Linked DNA regions of Homo sapiens: region 2 is linked to region 1. A link is a contact called in ENCODE POLR2A ChIA-PET data. All regions are on one chromosome and are shown on one strand. The core of a region is the stretch at or near the end of the contact, and the rest is flanking DNA. Distances in the headings are between cores, read along the strand shown.

Evidence for each region. ChIA-PET counts read pairs that join two places held with the same protein, here RNA polymerase II (POLR2A).
Region 2: POLR2A ChIA-PET joins it to region 1 with 15 read pairs in RWPE1. The contact joins the enhancer-like site here to the promoter of OR7A17 in region 1. POLR2A ChIA-PET finds 5 or more read pairs at or near these places in 2 of 52 experiments (RWPE1 and activated T-cell).

What each region holds. Positions count from the first base shown.
Region 1 is chr19:14,884,050-14,889,541 of GRCh38, forward strand. It overlaps OR7A17 (olfactory receptor family 7 subfamily A member 17), which reads right to left and starts at 2,083. Exons shown (of 3, transcript NM_030901.2): 1 at 1,892-2,083. It also overlaps the pseudogene OR7A18P. RefSeq lists an enhancer at 4,777-4,836.
Region 2 is chr19:16,822,691-16,828,182 of GRCh38, forward strand. No RefSeq gene overlaps it. Among named protein-coding and RNA genes, the nearest start is that of SIN3B, 4.0 kb to the right of the region's middle. RefSeq lists an enhancer at 2,640-3,317. Within about 2 kb of position 2,726, at least 23 of the 41 ENCODE cell types and tissues checked have a DNase peak (open chromatin) inside an H3K27ac peak, as active enhancers do.

The DNA.
Region 1 (5,492 bases), core at 833-3,332:
ACCTGGGAGAAAATGAAGTGTGTCTCCCGACTCACATTTTACAAAGAATTAGCAGATTTAAAGACCTCAGTGTAAAAGTCAGCAATATATGTTAGACGAATACATAGATAACTACATATAAGATCTTAGTGTAGACAAAGTATTTTAACTAACGCAAGAAAAAAAACTAAGAAAGTAGACATATTTTTAGGTAAATAAAAGTTAAAACTTTTTATGACCAAAAATGTTTCCTTAAATATTTCATTAACAGTCAATGAGGAGGGCAATATAATTGGATCACAGCTGTAATCCCAGTGCTTTGGGAGGCTGAGTAGGGAGGTCACCTGAAGCCAGGATTTTGAGAACAGCCGGGGCATCATAGTGAGAACCAGGCTCTAAAAAGTAAACCAAAAAAGTTAACGATCCCAAAGAAATACAAACTCCCATCAGAGAATACTATAAACACCTCTATGCAAATAAGCTAGAAAATCTAGAAGAAATGGATAAATTCCTGGACACATACACCCTCTCAAGACTAAACCAGGAAGAAGTCAAATCCCTAAATAGACCAATAACAAGTTCTGAAATTGAGGCAGTAATTAATAGCCTACCAACCAAAAAGAGGCCCAGGACCAGTCAGTTTCACAGCTGAATTCTGCCGGAGGTACAGAGAGGACCTGGTATCACTCCTTCTGAAACGATTTCAAACAATGGAAAAAGAGGGACTCCTCCCCAGCTCAATTTATGAGGCCAGCATCATCCTGATACCAAAACCTGGCAGAGACACAACAAAAAAAGAGAAAATTTCAGGCCAATATCCCTGATGAACATCAATGTGAAAATCCTCAGTAAAATACTGGCAAACTGAATCCAGCAGCACATCAAAAAGCTTATCCAGCATCATCAAGTCGGCTTCATCCCTGGGATGCCAGGCTGGTTCAACATATGCAAATCAATAAATGTAATCCATCACATAAATAGAACCAATGACAAAAACTACATGATTATCTCAATAGATGCAGAAAAGTCCTCCGATAAAATTCAACTCCCCTTCATGCTAAAAACTCTCAGTAAACTAGGTATTGATGGAACATAACTCAAAATAATCAGAGCTATTTATGACATACCCACAGCCAATATCATACTGAATAGGCAAAAGCTGGAAGCATTCCCTTTGAAAACTGGCACAAGACAAGTGTGCCCTCTCTCACCACTCCTATTCAACATAGTGTTGGAAGTTCTGGCCAGGGCAATCAGGCAAGAGAAGGAAGTAAAGGGTATTCAAATACAAAGAGAGGAAGTCAAATTGTCTCTGTTTGCAGATGACATGATTGTATATTTAGGAAACCCCATCGTCTCAGCCCAAAATCTCCTTAAGCTGATAAGCAACTTCAGCAAAATCTCAGGATACAAAATCAATGTGCAAAAATCACAAGCATTCCTATACAGCAATAATAGACAGAGAGCCAAATCATGAGTGAACTCCCATTCACAATTGCTACAAAGAGAATAAAATACCTAGGAATATAACCTACAAGGGATGTGAAGGACTTCTTCAAGGAGAACTACAAACCACAGCTCAAGGAAATAAGAGAGGACACAAACAAATGGAAAAACATTCCATGCTCATGGAAAGGAAGAATCAATATCTTGAAAATGGCCATACTGCCCAAAGTAATTTATAGATTCAATGCTATCCCCATCAAGCTAACATTGACTTTCTTTACAGAGTTACAAAAACTACTTTAAATTTCATATAGAACCAAAAAATAGCCCGTATAGCCAAGACATTTCTAAGCAAAAGGAACAAAGCTGGAGGAAATGATTGGCTCTCAGGTGACCTCAGGTTAATATTCACGGCTCTTGTTCTTCCTGACCTTTCCTACAGTACCCACTGGGCTCTGGGACTTACCCTACTGAGTTTTCTGAAAGGAAGGTCTCCATGGAGAAGTGTAAATTCCTCTCTAGCAGGTTGATGGTGGAGATGGAATCTCTGTCTCAAGACAAGGCATCAGGAAAAGTTGAAGCATCATCTATACTTGAGCCAGACTAAGGACTCCAAATGAAACCACCATGTCATTTCCAGCCCAAGGTTGCATATGCTGAGGGACTGCAGCAGAGGAGATATTTATGGCTTCGTATATCTGCTGATTAGATACCTTTCCTCCTGTTATTCCAACTCTGAACACATCAGTTTCCTGGGGGACGTTGCCCTGCACTGAAACAAATGTCATTGTTGTTTTTTTTTTCTGTATCGTCTATTCCCAAGACACTATGTTAAAAGTGAGGTGTATCCAGGCTTTATTACTCCTTCCCCGTGGACTTCCTTGGCTTCCAGAGTCCCATTCTCCTAGCACCTTCTCCCAGCCTTCAGTGAAAATTTCCTCCAAAGTCTAAACTGAGGAACCTGTCTTGACTAGGTCCCTTGAGTCTCCAAAGCACTGGCTTGTGATGGAAACTCAGCTCTTGACATATCCAGAAAATGGCAATTTACCTTTGCAAGGAGATGAACTGTGTTCTGTTCATATAAAACCATGGGTACTACATTTCTTGGCTTCATGTTGCTTTTGCCAAAACATTAGAATTTCATATATATATTTTTTTGAGATGGAGTCTTGTTGTATCACCTGAGCTGGAGTGCAAAAACATTAGCCGGGTGTGGTGGCAGTTGCCTGTAATCCCAGCTATGCAGGAGGCTGAGGCAGGAGAATTGCTTGAACCCGGGAGGTGGAGGTTGCAGTGAGCCAATATGGCGCCATTTCTCTCCAGCCTGGGTAATAAGAACAAAACTCCATCTCACTAAAAAAAAAAAAAAAAGTGTTAGAACAGGCAAGCAGGATCAACTGATTAAGTTCACAGAAAAAAATGGGGGGATTTCCAAGTTTGTGCAGAAGGACAGCTGCAACACATTCTGCTTTGCAGTGAGGAATTCAGGGCACTCATGCTCCAGGACACCAGAACCCACAGTCCAAAGATCCCAGGATTCATGATGACCCTGTAGTGCAGGGGGTGACAGATGGCCACAAAGTGGTCATAGGCCATCACAGTCTGCAGAAATACATTCATCCCTGCAAAGAGTAGGAAAAGTTTGTGATTCTGGAAAAGTTTCTTGGGAAAGGACATGCCTTGCTTCTCGGAGACAGAAATTTGTGATCATGAAGGGACACCTGCTTCCAGGGGTCCACACGGGGAGGAGATTGCATGAGTGTCCTTCCACGTCTGCTTTATTATACTCAGGGACATCTTCTCTGTCCTCCTCTGCCTGGCTCCAAAAATTCACATTAAAAATGTTTAGACTCCTTTTATTTTATTTTATGTTCTGGGGTACATATGCAGGATGTGCAGGTTTGCTACATAGGTAAACGTGTGCCATGGTGGTTTGCTGCACCTATCAATCCATCACCTAGGTATTAAGCCCCACAGGCATTAGCTAGTTTTCCTAAGGTTCTCCCTCCCCCCCACCCCACCCCCCAACAGGGCTCAGTGTGTGTTGTTCCCCTCCTTATGTCTATATGTTCTCATTGATCAGGTCCCACTTATAAGTGAGTGCATGTGGTATTTGATTTTCTGTTTCTGCGTTAGTTTGCTGAGGGTAATGGCTTCCAGCTTCATCCACGTTCCTGCAAAAGACATGAACTTGTTCCTTTTTATGGCTGCATAGTATTTCATGGGGTATATGTACCACATTTTCTTTATCCAGTCTATCACTGGTGGGCATTTGGGTTGATTCTATGTCTTTGACATGAACAGACACTTCTCAAAAGAAGACATTCCTGTGGCCAACAAACATATGAAAAAAAGCTCAATATCATTGATCATTATAGAAATGCAAATCAAAACCACAATGAGATACCATCTCATGCCAGTCAGAATGGCAATGATTAAAAAGTCAAGAAACAGATGCTGGCAAGGTTGCAGAGAAATAAGAATGTTTTTACACTGTTAGTGGGAATGCAAATTAGTTCAACCAGTGTGGAAGACAGTGTAGTGATTCCTCAAAGATCTAGAACCAGAAATACCATTTGATCCAGCAATGCCACTACTGGGTAAATATCCAAAGGAATAGAAATCATTCTATTACCAAGATACATGCATGAGTATGTTCATTTTTAGACTCTTATAACCTGCTCTGCTATCTTTTAATCTTGGGAATATCTGTAATTCTGATAATTCTTGTTGCGTCAATTTATTTCTCCAGCTCTTCTGGAAACTCCAACTATTAATAGAAATCTTATCTTCCTCATTGCCAGAGTATAGCATGTGGTAAAAATACAAAAATAGACATGGAGAAAACTGTAGATAAAATTTATACACATTTAATTTCAACAGAAGTATGAAAGACTTTCATGTCTGTAGGGACCAGCCCTACAGGGTCTGTGGGTTTTTCTCCTCGTGTGTGGAGACAATAGATTGTAGAAATAAAGAGACAAGACAAAGAGAAGAAAAGACAGCTGGGCCTGGGGGAACACTACCACCAAGATGCGGAGACTGGTAGTGGTCCCGAATGCCTGGCTGCACTGTTTTTTATTGGATACAAGGCAAAAAGGGCAGGGTAAGGAGTGTGAGTCATCTCCAGTGATTGATAAGGTCACATGAGTCACGTGTCCACCGGACAGAGGGCCCTTCCCTGTTTGGCAGTCAGGGCAGAGAGAGAGAGAGAGAGAGAGAGCCATTATTTCTTCTATGCATTTCAAAGACTTTTAGTATTTTCACTAATTCTGTTATTGCTATCTAGAAGGCAGAGCCAGGTGTACAGGGTGGAACATGAAAGTGAAACACGGGCATGACCGCTGAAGCACAGCATCACAGGGAGACAGGCCTCCGGATGGCTGCCGGCGGGCCTGACTGATGTCAGGCCTTCCACAAGAGGTGGTGGAGCAGAGTCTTCTCTAACTCCCCCGGGGAAAGGGAGACTCCCTCTCCCGGTCTGCTAAGTAATGGGTGCCTTCCCTAGACACTGATGCTACCGCTAGGCCAAGGAGCCCTCTAGTGGCCCTATCTGGGCGTGACAGAGGGCTCACACTCTTGTCTTCTGGTCACTTCTCACCATGCCCCTTCAGCTCCTATCTCTGTATGGCCTGGTTTTTCCTAGGTTATAATTGTAGAGCAAAGATTATTATAATATTGGAATAAAGAGTAATGTACAAACTAATGATTAATGATATTCATATATAATGATATCTATAATCTACTTCTAGTATAACTATTCTTATTTTATATATTTTCTTTATTATATTGGAACAGCTTGTGCCCTCGGTCTCTTGCCTTGGCACCTGGGTGGCTAGCAGCCCACACATGTCTGTTTCTCCCTCAGGTAGATCATTTTATTTTTCATTCATTTATTACCTCCCCTATTGTCTATAGGTGGATGGTGCTTTTCCACCTTTGGCTCTGGGTCTTGACAATAATTCACTTGGGAGGAGTGTGTATCCCTAAAACGGTTGATGCACATCTTGAACATGTGACATGATTTGTCTAACAGACTGTGAGCAGTCATGACATATTTAATGCCT
Region 2 (5,492 bases), core at 1,476-3,975, 1.9 Mb after region 1:
AAAGTGTTGGAATTACAGGCATGAGCCACTGCACCTAGCCTTTTTTCTTTTTTTTTGAGACAGGATCTTGCTCTGTTTCCCAGGCTGGAGAGCAGTGACACGACCATGGCTCACTGCAGCCTTGACTTCTTGGACTCAAGCAATTCTCCTGCCTCAGCCTCCCAAATAGCTGGGACTGCAGACGTGCACCACCACGCCAGGCTAATTTTTTGTTTTGTTTTGTTTGTTTGTTTGTTTTTTGTAGAGAAAAAGCGATCTGTCTGCCTTCGTCTCCCAAAGTGCTGGGATTACAGGCGTGAGCCACCTGGCCTCCTTTACTTTCTTAAACTTACTTTATGGACTTGTCCAGAATTCTTTCTTGCATGAGATCCAAGAACTCTCTCTTGGGGTCTGGATGAAGACCCCTTTTCGGTAACAGTTTCCTCTTCCCCAAATGAAAGAGGGCCTTTGCTGATCATTTGAGAGAAAACAAATTTGAGTAGAAGCCACACTCCCTGTGGGGAGGGGCACACTGTGGGACAACTCTGTTGGCCCTCAAGGACGATGACTAATAGGTTGCTGATGTCAGAGGCATTTGAACCAGAGCAACAACATCTTGAATAGGGGCTGGGTAAAATAAGGCTGAGACCTACTGGGCTGCATTCCCAGATGGTTAGGTCATTCTAAGTCACAGGATGAGTTAGGAGGTCAGCACAAGATACGGGTCATAAAGACCTTACTGGCCTGGCGCGGTGGCTCATGCCTGTAATCCCAGCACTTTGGGAGGCTGAGGTGGGTGGATCACCTGAGGTCGGGAGTTTGAAACCAGCCTGACCAACATGGAGAAACCTCGTCTCTACTAAAAATGCAAAATTAGCCGGGCCTGGTGGTGCGCACCTGTAATCTCAGCTATTCGGGAGGCTGAGGCAGGAGAATCACTTGAACTGGGAGGTGGAGGTTACAGTGAGCCAAGATTGCGCCATTGCACTCCAGCCTGAATAACAAGAGTGAAACTTCGTCTAAAACAAACAAAAACAAACAAACAAAAAAAACCTAGCTGATAAAATAGCCTGCAGTAAAGAAGCCAGCCAAAACCAAGATGGAGACAAGAGTGGCCTCTGGTTGTCCTCACTGCTGTACTCCTACCGGTGCCATGACAGTTTACAAATGCCATGGCAACATCAGGAAGTTACCCTATATGGTCTAAAAAGGGGAGGCATAAATAATCCACCCCTTGATTAGCGTATCATCAAGAAATAACTGGCCAGGCGCGGTGGCTCATGCCTGTAATCCCAATACTTTGGGAGGCTTTGGTGGATAGATCATTTGAGGTCAGGAGTTTGAGACCAGCCTGGCCAACATGATAAGACCCCCGTCTCTAATACTAAAAATACAAAAATTAGCCAGGCGTGGTGGCACGCACCTGTAATCCCAGCTACTTGGGAGGCTGAGGTAGGAGAATCGCTTGAACCTGGAAGGCAGAGGTTGCAGTGAGCTGCAATCGCGCCACTGCACTCTAGCCTGGGCGACAGAGTAAGACTTCGTCTCAAAAGGAAATAACCATTAAAATGGGCGGCCAGGCGCTGTGGCTCACACCTGTAATCCCAGCATTTTGGGAGGCCAAGGTGGGCGGATCACGAGGTCAGGAGATCAAGACCATCCTGGCTAACATGGTGAAACCCCATCTCTACTAAAAATACAAAAAAAATTAGCCAGGTGTGGTGGCAGGCGCCTGTAGTCCCAGCTACTCGGGAGGCTGAGGCAGGAGAATGGCATGAACCTGGGAGGCGGAGCTTGCAGTGAGCCACGATGGCGCCACTGCACTCCAGCCTGGGCGACAGAACGAGACTCTGTCTAAGAAAAAGGGCAACCAGCAGCCCTGGGGGCTGCTCTGTCTATGGAGTAGCCATTCTTTAGTCCTTTACTTTCCTAATAAACTTACTTTCAGTTTACTGTATGGACTGGCCCTGAATTCTTTCTTGCGTGAGATCCAAGAACCCTCTCTTGGGGTCTGGATTGGGACCCCTTTCCCGTAACAGTGTCAGAGGTGTTTGAACCAGAGGAACCCCGACTTGAATAGGGGCTGGGTAAAATAAGACTAAGACCTACTGCACTGCATTCCCAGATGGTTAAAGCATTCTTAGTCACAGGATGAGATAGGAGGTCAGCACAACATACGGGTCATAAAGACCTTGCTGATAAAACAGGTTGCAGTAAAGAAGCCGGCCAAAATCTACCCAAATCAAAATGACCTCTGGTGGTCCTCACTGCTACACTCCCACCAGCGCCAAGACAGTTTAGAAATGCCATGGCAACGTCAGGAAGTTACCCTCTATGGTCTAAAAAGAGGAGGCATGAATAATCCACCCCTTGTTTAGCATATCATCAAGAAATAAATCATAAAAATGGGGAATAAGCGGCCCTCGGGGCTGCTCTGTCTGTGGAGTAGCCATTCTTTGTTCCTTTATTTTCCTTATAAACTTGCTTTCACTTTACAGACTCTCCCTGAATTCTTTCTTGCGTGAAATCCAAAAACCCTCTCTGGGGGGTCTGGATCGGGACCCATTTCCTGTAACACTGGGAGGCTTTGGTAAGAAACGGACTGTCCAGACATCTGGTGGCCACAGAGTGTTCAGTCTGCCTTCGCTGCTCTTCCTGGCTGGGAGCCACAAATCTTCCATGCTTTACTTTCTAAATACCACTCCCTTCCACCCACCGCTCTCTACTTCCACTGCTCCCATCCTGGTCTAAGCCACCATCGTCCTTTGCCTAAATGATGAAACAGCCTCCCTCCACCCTCCCTGGCTCCGCTCCAATCACTTTCCTGCAGAGCAGCCAGAGTGATCACTTTCAAATGCAAACCTGAACTTGCAGCTCCTCCGCTCAAAGCCCTTGGATGGTTTCCACCAGCGTGAATGCTAAAGCCTGAACTCAGTGCATAAGGTGCTGTGTGTTCCGCTCCTCTGGCTGCTCCGGGATTATCTTGTACTCTCTTTCTTCCCCTCCCTCTCTGCAGCCTGGGAAACTCGTCTTAAAAAAAAAAAAACTCTTGAAATGTACCATGCTGTCTCCCACCTCAAAAATCACAGCTGTTCGTGATTTTTCTCATGATGAATGCCTACGCATTCTTCAGATCTCAGCTAGAATGCCACCTCCTCTGGGAAGCCTCCCTCATCTCCTGCAAGACTGGGTTAGGTTTCCCTAGGTAACAGGTGGTATTTTCCAAAAATAGCCACAACATATTTCCTGTCCCACATGATACTCTTGGCCATTTGCCCTCCTCTTGAATTTAGGAAAAACTTTGTAACAGCCTGTATGGAAAGAATGCAATGGAAATGATTCTGCGTGACTTCCGAGTCTGGGTGAGAAAAGGTAATATGGGAGCTGGGTGCAGTGATGCATGCCTGTAGTCCCAGCTACTCAACAGATTGACGTGGGAGGATCCTTTGAGTCCAGGAGTTTGAGGCCAGCCTGGGCCAGCCTGAGACCCTGAGTCCCACCCCAACCCCTGCCATCTCCGGAAGAAGAAGAAGGAGAAGGAGAAGAGGAAGAAGAAGAGGAAGAGGAAGAAGAAAAAGAAAAGATGATATGATTCCCACCTGGCTCACACGCTCACTTGTTCTTAGAACGGTAGTTGTGAAGAAGCTCAGGCTGCAAGGAGACCACATGTAGGTATTCCAAGCAACGGCCCCAGCGAGGGTCTCGGCCTGTAGCCTGTAGCAACTGACATACATATGTGTGAGCAAACATTCAGGTGATTCCAGCCCCCAGACTTTGAGCCACCCAGCTGATGCCAAGGTTGAGTTATTCCTCCCAAGCCTGCCCAAATTGCAGATTGAAGAGTAAAATGAATGTCTCTTTTCTTTCTTTTTTTTTTTTTTTCAAGACAGGGTCTTGCTCTTGCTCTGTTCCCCAGGCTGGAGTGCAGTGGCGCAATCTCAGCTCATTGCAACCTCCACCTTCTGGGTTCAAGCGATACTCATGCCTCAACCTCCCAAGTAGCTGGGATTACAGGTGTGTGCCACCACACCTGGCTAATTATTGTATTTTTAGTAGAGATGGGATTTCACCATCTTGTCCAGGCTGGTCTTGAACTCCTGGCCTCATGTGATCCACCCACCTCTGCCTCCCAAAGTGCTGGGATTACAGCCATGAGCCACTTGCCCCGTGAATGTTGTTGTCATTTGAAGCTTCTAAGTCTTGAGCTGCTTTTTATTTTCTTTTACAGAAAGCCCAGACCTTACAATGTTTTTATTTTTTCTCTCCATTTTTCTTTCTTTTTAATGTTTTTGTACAGATGGGATCTTGCTATGTTGCCTGGGCTGGTCTCAAACTCCTGGCCTCAATGCATGCCCCCACCTTGGCCTCCCAAAGTGCTGGGATTGTCAAGGGCTCATTTGTTACACAGTCATAGCAACAGAAATTTAGGAACTGTTACATGTATACCTTCTCTTTAAAGTATTTGTTACATGTGAAACTTTACATTTGTGTGATTACTAGATTCCTGTCTATCCTGAGAGACTAAAAGCTCTTAACGGCCAAATTTGCGTTCCTTTTTACCATTCTATTCCTGACACTTAGCAAGGTGCCTGGTAAATGATGCACTCGATGCCAATTTACTCTCAACTTTCCTGCACCTCTTCACTTATAAAAAGAGAAAGCACTTGGTCATTAATTGAACGTTCACTTATTTGATGAATGCTGACTGAGAGACTGTGTCAGGGATTTGTATTAGAGACGGACACAAAACAAATATGAAATACAAGGGACTGAGGGGAGACATAGAAGGGGACTGGGAACACTTCCTGAGGGAAAGGGATATTTGGGCTGCGTTTAGAAGGATGTATAGGTGTTTTCTGAATAACAAAGAGGCATGACAGTACTTCTGGCAAAGGAAATGGTGAGTGCCAATGCTTGGGACCAGGAAGCAGCCAGGTTGGTCAGGCAATTGTGTGAAGTTCTGCACAGAGGCAGGCAGTTTGCTTGGAAAATCCTGCAGGAAAAGGTTCCTAAGGACCAATTCTGACAGCCTGCAATGTAGGTGCTTAGATTTCATCTCATTAGAAATAGGAAGACCTTGGAGGTTTGGAAGGAGTGGTGGAAAAAGTGGAGTTTTTTGTTTTTCTGTTTTTTTTTTTTTAAGAGATGAGATGCTCTTTAAAAAAAAAAAAAAAAAAAAGCACTGCTATGCTTCCCAGGCTGGGGTGTGCAGTGGCAAGATCATGGCTCACTGCAGCCTTGAACTCTTGGGCATGAGCAATCCTGCCTCAGCCTCCCGAGTAGCTGGGACTAAACGTGTGCACCACCACGCCCAGCTAATTTTTTCATTTTATTTTATTATTTAATTAATTAATTAATTAATTTTTTGAGACAGAGTTTTTGCTCTTGTTGCCCAGGCTGGAGTGCAATGGCGTGATCTTGGCTCACTGCAACCTCCGCCTCCCGGGTTCAAGCAATTCTCTTGCCTCAGCCTCCCGAGTAGCTGGGATTACAGGCATGCGCCACAAAGCCCG